Linked DNA regions of Homo sapiens: region 2 is linked to region 1. Evidence: read pairs that join two places in POLR2A ChIA-PET (ENCODE). Cell type or tissue: GM12878. All regions are shown on one strand.

What was found. ChIA-PET counts read pairs that join two places held together with the same protein. Peaks named below come from ENCODE experiments on the same cell type or tissue, not always from the same donor. Only the 100,000 strongest peaks of a DNase experiment are listed, where the experiment ranks them.
Region 2: POLR2A ChIA-PET joins it to region 1 with 7 read pairs; 1 of 35 experiments calls an interaction of 5 or more read pairs at or near these places.

Annotation. Positions count from the first base shown.
Region 1 is chr17:67,674,812-67,679,811 of GRCh38, reverse strand. It overlaps PITPNC1 (phosphatidylinositol transfer protein cytoplasmic 1), which reads right to left. Exons shown (of 9, transcript NM_012417.4): 8 at 4,270-4,333. It overlaps LOC101928045 (a long non-coding RNA gene), which reads left to right. Exons shown (of 4, transcript NR_188294.1): 4 at 4,189-4,656. Among named protein-coding and RNA genes, the nearest start is that of NOL11, 41 kb to the left of the region's middle. In GM12878, no CTCF peak of the experiment used is centred here; no DNase peak of the experiment used is centred here; H3K4me3 peaks cover 361 bases; H3K27ac peaks cover 1,159 bases.
Region 2 is chr17:67,080,176-67,085,175 of GRCh38, reverse strand. The region is part of intron 32 of HELZ (helicase with zinc finger); the gene reads left to right. Among named protein-coding and RNA genes, the nearest start is that of CACNG1, 38 kb to the right of the region's middle. In GM12878, a CTCF peak has its summit at 2,783 (motif pointing right); DNase peaks (open chromatin) are centred at 2,895 and 4,159; H3K27ac peaks cover 429 bases.

The DNA.
Region 1 (5,000 bases):
ATACGTTGTTGTTATTTCTCTGATTAGCGTTCTAGTCGTGCAGAGAGACCCAAGGCTCATGGATAAAGACCAATCACGGCTTTGAAAGACACACTCAACTCCTCCAATATGGAAATGGTTACACTTTACAATGAACACGAACAGAATAAAATCTCTTTAGGGAAACAGTTTCGTGACAGCCAAATGCTGAAACTCAGAAGAGATACAAAATTCATCCTTGGCTGACAAATGATCACTACCCTCAACAATGTCCTTTTTTCTTGACTCTTAATTAAGCACTGGAGGTGGTGTGTCTAATTAGAGAGAAAGACATCTAGAGCTACCCATGCATCAGTGTGTACAGTTTGTGCACTGTATGAACACACAGCAGAGGAGGCAAATGGGGCTCAAATTCAGCCCTAAGCCCAGAGCACCTGCTGAGTCTGCCCAGAAGGGGCACCTTTTTCTAATTCATCTGTCTAAAGGGAAGCTTTTTTTTCTAATTCTCACAAGAAATCAGAGTTGTAAGAATTTGGGTTCCTGCAATCATTTTAAAATTGATTTTATTTTTTGTTTTTTAGAGACAAAGGCTCGCTCTATCGCCCAGGCTGGAGTGTGGTTGGCCCTGCAGACAGCTATGATTCTCTAGTTAACCTATTTGGATTGAATCAATTAAACGGTCCTTACAACCCAATGTCCCAGTCTGGTTTATAGCCCATGCTATAAGCCAGTAGTTCTTAAACTTTAGCCAGCAACAGAACCATCTGGAGGGCTTGTTAAAACAATTGCTGGGCTAGACCCTCAGAGTTTCTGAGTCAGTAGGTTTGGGGTGGGGCCTGAGAATATGCATTTCTAACAAGTACCCTAGGGATGCTGACGTTGCAGGTCCAGGGACCTTACTTTGAGAACCAGTGCTAGACGCTATAGCTATAGGCAAGGATTTATTTTGGATCTTTTCCATGTTTCCATGTTTCCATGTTTCCATGAGAGTCTCACTGAGCCTGTCCAGAACAAATAAAAATAGGCCACTTCAGGTACCCCAAAATGGAGTGGAAGGGTAATGCTGGTGGGCGCTTAGCCTGGGTACCAGTGGCACATATGGCCCACAGTTCCCAGAATTACTTTGAATATGGGACTGAGAAGGCACTCTGTGGACAGGAGTCATTTCCATTCATTTGATTCACTGAGTGTCTGCATCTGTGTGATGAAGGAGCCACTGTTTTCCTGGTCAGCAGCTCAGCTGTGGGTACTGATGGTTGCAGAAGCTTACATGAAATTAACGGTGTAGTTCTCAGACCACTGCTGAGTGAAAAGGCTGCTTGTTTTGGCTGGGGCTATGTCAGTGTATGCAGGGGGAGACCCACTCTGGGGAGTGCAAGGTGTCCTAATGATCCACATTCACTAAAGCCCACAGTGTTGTTTTGTGCTCAGATAAGGAAAAGGTTTTTTGCACAATAGACTCCTTAGTTGTTAAATGCCTCCACTTCACTCATCCTAAGTAAATAAGTGCTCTCTTTTGAAGGTCTCCAGATTCGGGGAGATCTCCTGTTTCCTTTGATACATTATTCTAGCCTTGGGCTCCTGTTGTAATCCCAGAATTCTTTTTTTTTTTTTAAAGAGACGAGGTCTTGTTCGGTCACCCAGGCTAGAGTGCAGTGCTGCGATCATAGCTCACTGCAGCCTCCAGCTCCTGGGCTCAAGTGATCCTTTCACCTCGGTCTCCTGAATAGCTAAGACTACGGACATGCACCACTGTGCCTGGCTAATTTTATTTATTTATTTTGTAGAGATGATGTCTTGCTATGTCGCCCATGCTGGTCTCGAATTCCTGGGCTCAAGTGATCCTCCATCCTAGGCTTCCCAAAGTGCTGGGATTACAGGTGTGAACTACCGTGCCTGGCAGTTTTTTTTTTTCTTTCAATTTTTATTAGAAGTCCCTAAGTCTTTTATTAGAAGTCCCTAAGGCCGGGCGCAGTGGCTCATGCCTGTAATCCCAGCACTTTGGGAGGCTGAGGTGGGCGGATCACGAGGTCAGGAGTTTGAGACCAACCTGGCCAGCATAGTAAAACCCCATCTCTACTAAAAAGACAAAAAAAATTAGCAGGGCGTGGTGGTGGGAGCCTGTAATCCCAGCTACTTGGGAGGCTGAGGCAAGGAGAATCGCTTGAACCTGGGAGGCGGAGGTTGCAGTGAGCCGAGATTGTGCCATTGCACTCCAGTCCGTACGACAGTGCGAGACTCTGTCTCAAAAAAAAAAAAAGAAGTCCCTAAGTCTCTTCCTTGCCCTAGGCTCAGCTGAGATGGAAAAGTCAGGCCCCATCGCCTTCCTGGCCTTTCATTTACTAGATACCCACCCACACTGGGTTTTCTTCCTATATCCTGCCTCTAATCAAACCCTTTTTATTATTCTGTCCTCTTGATCAGAGCCCGGCTATTCTTTTAGCTGAAAAATCTTCTTTGGCACTCTGGCAACAGAGAGAAACCTATCCAAGTGCCCTGTGTGTTGGTTTTCAAAGTGGCAGATTTTTGGCCCTTCAGGTACCTCTCTTTTTGCCAAACTTCTAATCAGTTTGCACCTATGATTCTTTAAATATCCTTTTGATATTTCCTTGGTGTTGGTAGCAAGGAAACCATGAGCTCTGAGGAGCACAAGCTGGGAGAGACCAGAAGTTCTTATCCTTTCTTGGGGTCTGTGCTCCCTCTGAGAATCGGAGAAAAGCGCCCCAGAAAAAAACAACCAGAAAGATTTATTTAAGGATCAGAGGAAGTAATCACAGGAGACTCTCCTGCCTGCCTCACAAAACACAACTAGAAATAGACAGGTCTCTGGGAGACTACATGACAATGTGGCAAGCCAGTGCTTTTGCGGTATGAGAGCGGCATTCTGTGGGTGTGTGATAAGAGAGCATAAATGATCTGCATTTGGACAAACCCAGGAAGGTGCATTTGCTCTTCAGAAGGTGCAGATCTGGGAAAACTGCAAAAGGAGGTAAGAAAAAAAGAAAAAAAAAAGAAAAGCCCATAGCTTATAGAACCATGCCTTTTAAATGTGGCTCAGAAATAGCTAACAATATTAATAATAATGACTGTCTTTGCCCCTTCCGTCTAACGTGTCCTTTTACTTTGGTACCTTCTGCTCAGAAAAGGGAGGGAGTTGGTGAAACAATGACAGAAAAGGACCAAAATGCAATCTAGGTTATACTCAGAACAAATTTAATGTGACTTTGGAAAAGGCCAAGGAGAAGGGCATTTCATTAGACAATCGACCTGAAAATCAGATCTAACCTAAGTCACCGGTGGGGCGTGTTCCTTTCTATTTATAGCCAAGGACGGTAGCCATCTGATGACTGATTCTGGGAGTGCAGAAAATTCATGTGGACAAAACAAGACTGCTGAGGACCTGGGAAGGATGGTCCATCCATCATGGGATGAAGCTAACCTTGTTTTCATTTGCTGCAAATGTGTAGAAATTGTTTAACTCTTCCCAGATCATGAAAAAAAAGCCAGAACAATAGTTTCAATTAGGATGAACGGGGCACCTATGCCTCTGTCTGCCCTTAAATTCTTGCAGAACCTGTATATATTTGTTGAGGGGTAGTTTCTTTCTTTCTTTTTTTTTTTTTTCCGAGACGGAGTCTCGCTCTGTCCCCCAGGCTGGAGTGCAGTGGTGCGATCTCGGCTCACTGCAAACTCCGCCTCCCAGGTTCATGCCATTCTCCTGCCTCAGCCTCCTGAGTAGCTGGGACTACAGGTGCCTGCCACCATGCCCGGCTAATTTTTTGTATTATTTAGTAGAGACGGGGTTTCACCGTGTTAGCCAGGATGGTCTCGATCTCCTGACCTCGTGATCTGCCCGCCTCGGCCTCCCAAAGTGCTGGGATTACAGGCGTGAGCCACTGCGCCCGGCAAGGGGTGGTTTCAAATGTTGTCTGAATCAAAGGACTGCTTTTACTTGACAGGATGCTTCAGACAGCTTTGATCTTGAAGTTTGGGATAAATTAGGATGGGTTTGAAACCCATCTAACAGAGAATGATGGAGCCATGCGTATCAACTATGTAAGCATCAAACATCCTGAGGTTCCTACTTAGTCAATAATTCTGTGGTTATTTTAGACCAAGCTTCTATAATTACATCTTCATTATGCTTGGCAGACAGTGCTATTTCCAACACAGGAAGCAGCGGCCTTGCCTTTGTTGTTGTCCTTCTAGGTAGCAGTTGAAGCCAAATGGACAGAAAGCCCGAGACAACATGAAGTTGTTCTACAAGTTATTTTGGAGAAATTGACTTACCATACCACTCATCAACCCATGCAAAAGCCTGTCTATGTCCAATCAGCAGAATGTCTCGGACCACCTAAAAAGTAAAAGAAGGAGACTGAAATAATAGCATCTTTGATGAAAACTATCTGGAAGACAAGTTGTTAACAATTCTGGGGATCTTGGTGATTACAGAGTTCTTAATCCCTCTGTCCATAGGTGATGACAATTACAGGCTGCCTATAGGTCCTATAGTGCTCACACACCTCCAGCCCTTCCCCATGGTGTACACACACTTGCAGTATATTCATCTCTTTGTCTTATTTGAGAGTAGGGCTGGGTGTGTGTACAAACTAATGACAAATACTTGACAGTCACACAGCAGTGATACAAATAAATATCTAGGTTAATTACCTTGAAGTTTTTCTCTCCATTTATTTTTAACTAAAACAGCATCTACTTTTCATCTGTGGGAGGGTGTGTCTCACTGGTGCCAGGAGGTCATAAATTTTGGAAATCTAGAACACTTTTCTAGGCAGCAAGTCACTTTTTTTTTTTTTTTTTTGAGACAGAGTCTTACTCTGTCGCCAAGCTGGAGTGCAGTGGCGCGATCTTGGCTCACAGCAACCTCTGCCTCCAGGGTTCAAGCAATTCTCCTGCCTCAGCCTCACAAGTAGCTGGGACTACAGGCGTGGGCCACCATGCCCGGCTAATTTTTGTATTTTTAATAGAGATGGGGTTTCACCATGTTTGCCAGGATGGTC
Region 2 (5,000 bases), 590 kb after region 1:
AAGTGCTGGGATTACAGGCATGAGCCACCATGCCTGGCTGCTTTGTCACTTTTTTGTTTGTTTGTTTTTGAGACAGAGTCTCGCTCTGTCACCGTGGCTAGAGTGTAGTGGTGCATTCTCAGCTCACTGCAACCTCCGCCATCCGGGCTGAAGCGATTCCTCCTGCCTCAGCCTCCCGAGTAGCTGAGATTACAGGCATCTGCCACCATGCCCAGCTAATTTGTGTATTTTTAGTAGAGGCGGGGCTACATCGTGTTGGCCAGGCTGACCTCAAGTGATCCATCCGCCTTGGCCTCCCAAAGTTCTGAGATTACAGGTGTGAGCCTGCCTTGTCACTTTCAGGGTCTAGGATAAATACACTCACTCATGTTATCATATTTGAATTTCCTGGCAAACATCTACATTACAAATCAGTGATAATAATTTGTTACTTTTTTGGTGGTTTTGTTTATTATAATTTTTTTACGATAACATCATTTCTCTTCTTCTTTTTCTTTCTTTTTTTTTTTTTTTGAGACGGAGTCTCGCTCTGTCGCCCAGGCTGGAGTGCAGTGGCGCGATCTCGGCTCACTGCAAGCTCCGCCTCCCGGGTTCACGTCATTCTTCTGCCTCAGCCTCCCGCGTAGCTGGGACTACAGGCGCCCGCCACCACGCCCGGCTAATTTTTTGTGTTTTTTAGTAGAGACGGGGTTTCACTGTGTTAGCCAGGATGGTCTCGATCTCCTGACCTTGTGATCCGCCCGCCTCGGCCTCCCAAAGTGCTGGGATTACAGGCGTGAGCCACCGCGCCCGGCCTCTTTCTTTTTTTTAACCTAAGTTTTAGGATAGCTTTTTGCTGAAATTAATAAAAAGCTGACCCAAGCTGATAAGGTAGAAAGTTCCTGAGCAAATGCTCATGTCATTTGTGGTATCTTTTCTGCAAATATAAAGTCATTATTTTCTTCATTGCTTGGAGACAGAGTGTAGTATTTTTAAATTGAAAGTATCACTTAGTTTAGCATTAAAAAATTAATTCAAATCACGAGTGTCCTGAAGCACAACTTCTTGTTTATCAATTTTTTATTTTTAGAGAATTGTAGTAGTGGTATCAGACATAAAATAATCACATGAGAGACTTCTTACTGAAGTTAGAGATTTATTTCTTGAGCTTGAAGAAAACTGTTTATATTATATTGGTTTGAAATTTTAAAAAGATGATTGTGTTTGATATGGATATCAGTTTACAATTAAACTGTAAGCCTAAAATAGAAACCCCATCTTTGGCCTTTTTAAACTTTGAATTTCCCGTTTTGACACTGAATACACTTTAGGCTCTTAGTAAATGCTTGTGGAGAAAGGAGATAATGAAACTAGATTCTGTGCAATTAAGGGGGTGACCCAGTTGCACTGCAGAGGGTGGGGAATCCCTCCTCCAACACAGGTATGTTTGGTTTCTGTTCACTTACCTGGTGACAAGACATACTTTAGCAGACATTTTCTTTTAATGCATGGGTTGAAAATTTTAGATTAGAGATGTGTTTTTTGTTTGTTTGTTTTGTTTTGTTTTTGAGACACAGTCTTGCTCTTGACACCCAGACTGGAGTGCAATGGCACCATCTTGGCTCACTGCAGCCTCCGCCTCCTGGGATCAAGCAATTATCCTGCCTCAGCCTCCTGAGTAGCTGGGATTACAGGCGCCCGCCTAATTTTTGTGTTTTTAGTAGAGACAGGGTTTCACCATGTTGGCCAGGCTGGTCTAGAACTCCTGACCTCATGATCTGTCCGCCTCAGCCTCCCAAAGTGCTGGGATTACAGGCGTGAGCCACTGTGCCCGGCTGAGATATGTATTTTGAAAAATATTAGTTGTAAGACTAGTGAAATTCATAGTTTCAGAGAATGTTTTCTCTTATTGGGAATATATACATGATTAATTAGTAGCAATCTTGTATTCATGGTTAGACAAGGATGTAGGCATTAGGTTAAACTGCCTCTAAACTATTATTTTCTAAGTATTTATTTAATTAAAAACATTTAAAACTGGGCCAGACATGGTGGCTCACACCTGTAATCCCAGCACTTTGGGAGGCCGAAGCGAGTGGATCACCTGAGGTCAGGAGTTTGAGACCAGCTTGGCCAACATGGTGAAACCCCTTCTTTGCTAAAAATACAAAAATTAGCCAGTTGTGATGATGCATGCCTGTAATCCCAGCTACTTGGGAGGCTGAGGCAGGAGAATCACTTGAACCCAGGAGGTGGTGGTGGCAGTAAGCCGAGATCACACCACTGCACTCCAGCCTGGGCGACAGAGCAAGACTCCATCTCAAAAAAAAAAAAAACAAAAAAAAAAAACAGTTAAAACTAATTACATTGCTATAAAACTGAGAACATGGTTAAATAAGTCTTAATAAAGTAAATAAAAATAGTAAGTTCTTGAACAATGAAAGCCATGTTTATTTTATATATTATTTTAGACAGCAAAAAACACTTATATTGAAATATTTGTTAAACTAATTGTTCTTGAAAGCCATTGTTTTATTCACAAAATCAGTGACATTTAAAGGGAAAAGTGATAAATATACTAGAAAGATATTAAATGCTTTAAAATCATTTTGAAGAATTTTATGAATTTTTAAAATTTTTAAATAGTACTATAAAATTAGCATATTGAATAAATAAAATACTAAAGCTAAAACGTGAAATATTTTCACCTTCTGAATTCTAGTTTTATGTTATATTGGACAGCTGTATTGCTGATGTTAACATGGTTTTGAAACTTTGTCATATGGAGTGTGAAGTAGCTTCCATCAGGTGTCACTAGTGTGTTTTAGAGGAAATGAACCATTGTGGTTTGGGTTTTAAAAAGAAATATTAGTGGGGTTTCTTGTGGTTTCAGTTTTTTACTTATTTTGAACTCAAGGATAGAGCTACCTCACTAAATATCTGAAGATCAAATGTCTGAGTTCATTCTATTTGATGATTGTCTTAAGCTACATCTGATTGCAAGAAACAGAAACCAACCCAAAGTAGCTCAGGTAAAAACAGTTTTACTGGAAATAAGATCCAGGGAGCCAGCTGGGTTGATGAGGGGAGCCGGATAGTTTTCTGGTCACTGTGTTTAATCCATGGAAGGTGCATAGCACAAAGTGCCTGGCCCATGGTAAATAGCCACTAGATGTGATGGTCTCAGCATCTCCCTCCAGGGCCTATGGCTTCCTCTGTGTACCTGCTCCTTCGTCCTGCTTTTCCTTGTAAATTGGTCTTCTGATCACTCTGCTCTTGGTCTTCTGATCACTCTGCTCTTCTATGTATTTTTAAGTGTCTTTTGGTTTCCAAAGTAATCTAGCTAAAGGTCTCACTTTCCCTCTCTGTCTGTACCTGCACCCCCCTGCCCCGCCCCACATACACATACAGAAATTTCTGGGAAAAGAAATCCAGCCCAATCTAAATCAGGTATGTTCCAATGGGACACTTCCTTCTAGACATGAACACAAGGAAGGAAGAGACAGTTTCTGTGGCCCACTAACCACAGGGCCATCAAGAAGCAGAGTGCCATACTCATAGAGCTCAGTGAAAAAGATGGCATGGTCCTCTCCCTCAAGGAGCTATCTAGTTTGGGAAATAAGATTAACATACATAAAGCAATAACAATCAATATTAAAGGACATAAAACCAAGTGCTAAATGTGCAGTTTAGACACTGTACCCTTAAAGATGGTGGAATAGTTGGGAGAAAACTTTGTACAAGAGGAACTAACTCACCTCTCTGTTGTTATTGCCCTCTGTTGTCTAATATTAACCTTTTACCGTGTTCAGAGGAGACTAATGAGGAAATGCTTCCCATTCTTGTCCTCTTCTACCTGTATCAGTTAGGGTAAGGGCTAAGCTGTTGTCCCAAAGAGACCCCAAAGTACAGTGCCTTAAATAAGATAGAAACTTATTTTTCTTTTACCTAATTGGGTAGTTCACACTATCTGAGTAGCTTTGCTTCACAAAGTCATTGAAGGGCCCAAGGTCCTTCTACTGTGTCCCACTGTCCTCTGAAGGATTGTCTTTGTTGCATAGTCAAAGCTAGGTTTCTGCCATGACAGTGTTTCAAGGCAAGTGGCTTATCTTCAAGCTAGAGATGACACAGAAATTGCATGCACACTTTTGCTCATATCTAATTAAGCCAAATTTAGTTACTTAGCCATACTCAGCTACAAGGGAAGCTGGGAAATGTAGTCACTAGCTGAGCAACTACGTGTCCAATTTAAGCTTAGTGTGATGGGTGGGGTTTCTGTACCTAAAAGGAAGCAGGGAAAGCACAGAAACCGAGAGATTGTTACTAGTCTCTCCTGTGCCCTCCTAGTCTTTCCCCACCTGTTTAAATCCTTCAGGACTCATCCCAGGTTTCATCTTCTCTATGTAGATTCCCTCCTGGCTCTCCCAGAACTCCCTTAGGACATATCAGCCTTCATTGTTCCACTTCTATTGTTATTTAGCCATGCCATGACTGAATATTATATATTATTTCCACAATAAAATGATAAGTTTACAAAGGGCTGCTCTAACCAACTGTATACTTTCATGGGTCTAGCACAGCAGTGAATACATAGTAAGTGCCCAATAAATATTTATTGGATTGAGAAGGCAGTTTAAGGTTTTGGATGGGTAAATGGGCAAATTCCAGATATGAGAAGCAACCTGTGAGAAAGCAGGAAGAGCAGACTGAGCATGGCTCACCTGCCTGTTTAATTAAATAGAAGGTCTGTGAGAATATCCAGAATTTATCTGAAAAGAGGTAGAGGAGGAAAGTAAAGAAGGAGGACTTCAAAGAGCAGAGAACACAATTTATTATAGGGCCACAAAAAACTTAATACTGATACAGAAATAGAAACACGGTTCAGTGGAACAGGAAGACTAGAAAGCCCAGATACAGATTTCAATGCACAAAAGAATTTAGTAATAATAAAAGTATGATCAGTATAGAAGGGATGGATTATTCAATAAATGATTAATTAACCATTCAAGGGAAAAATAAAT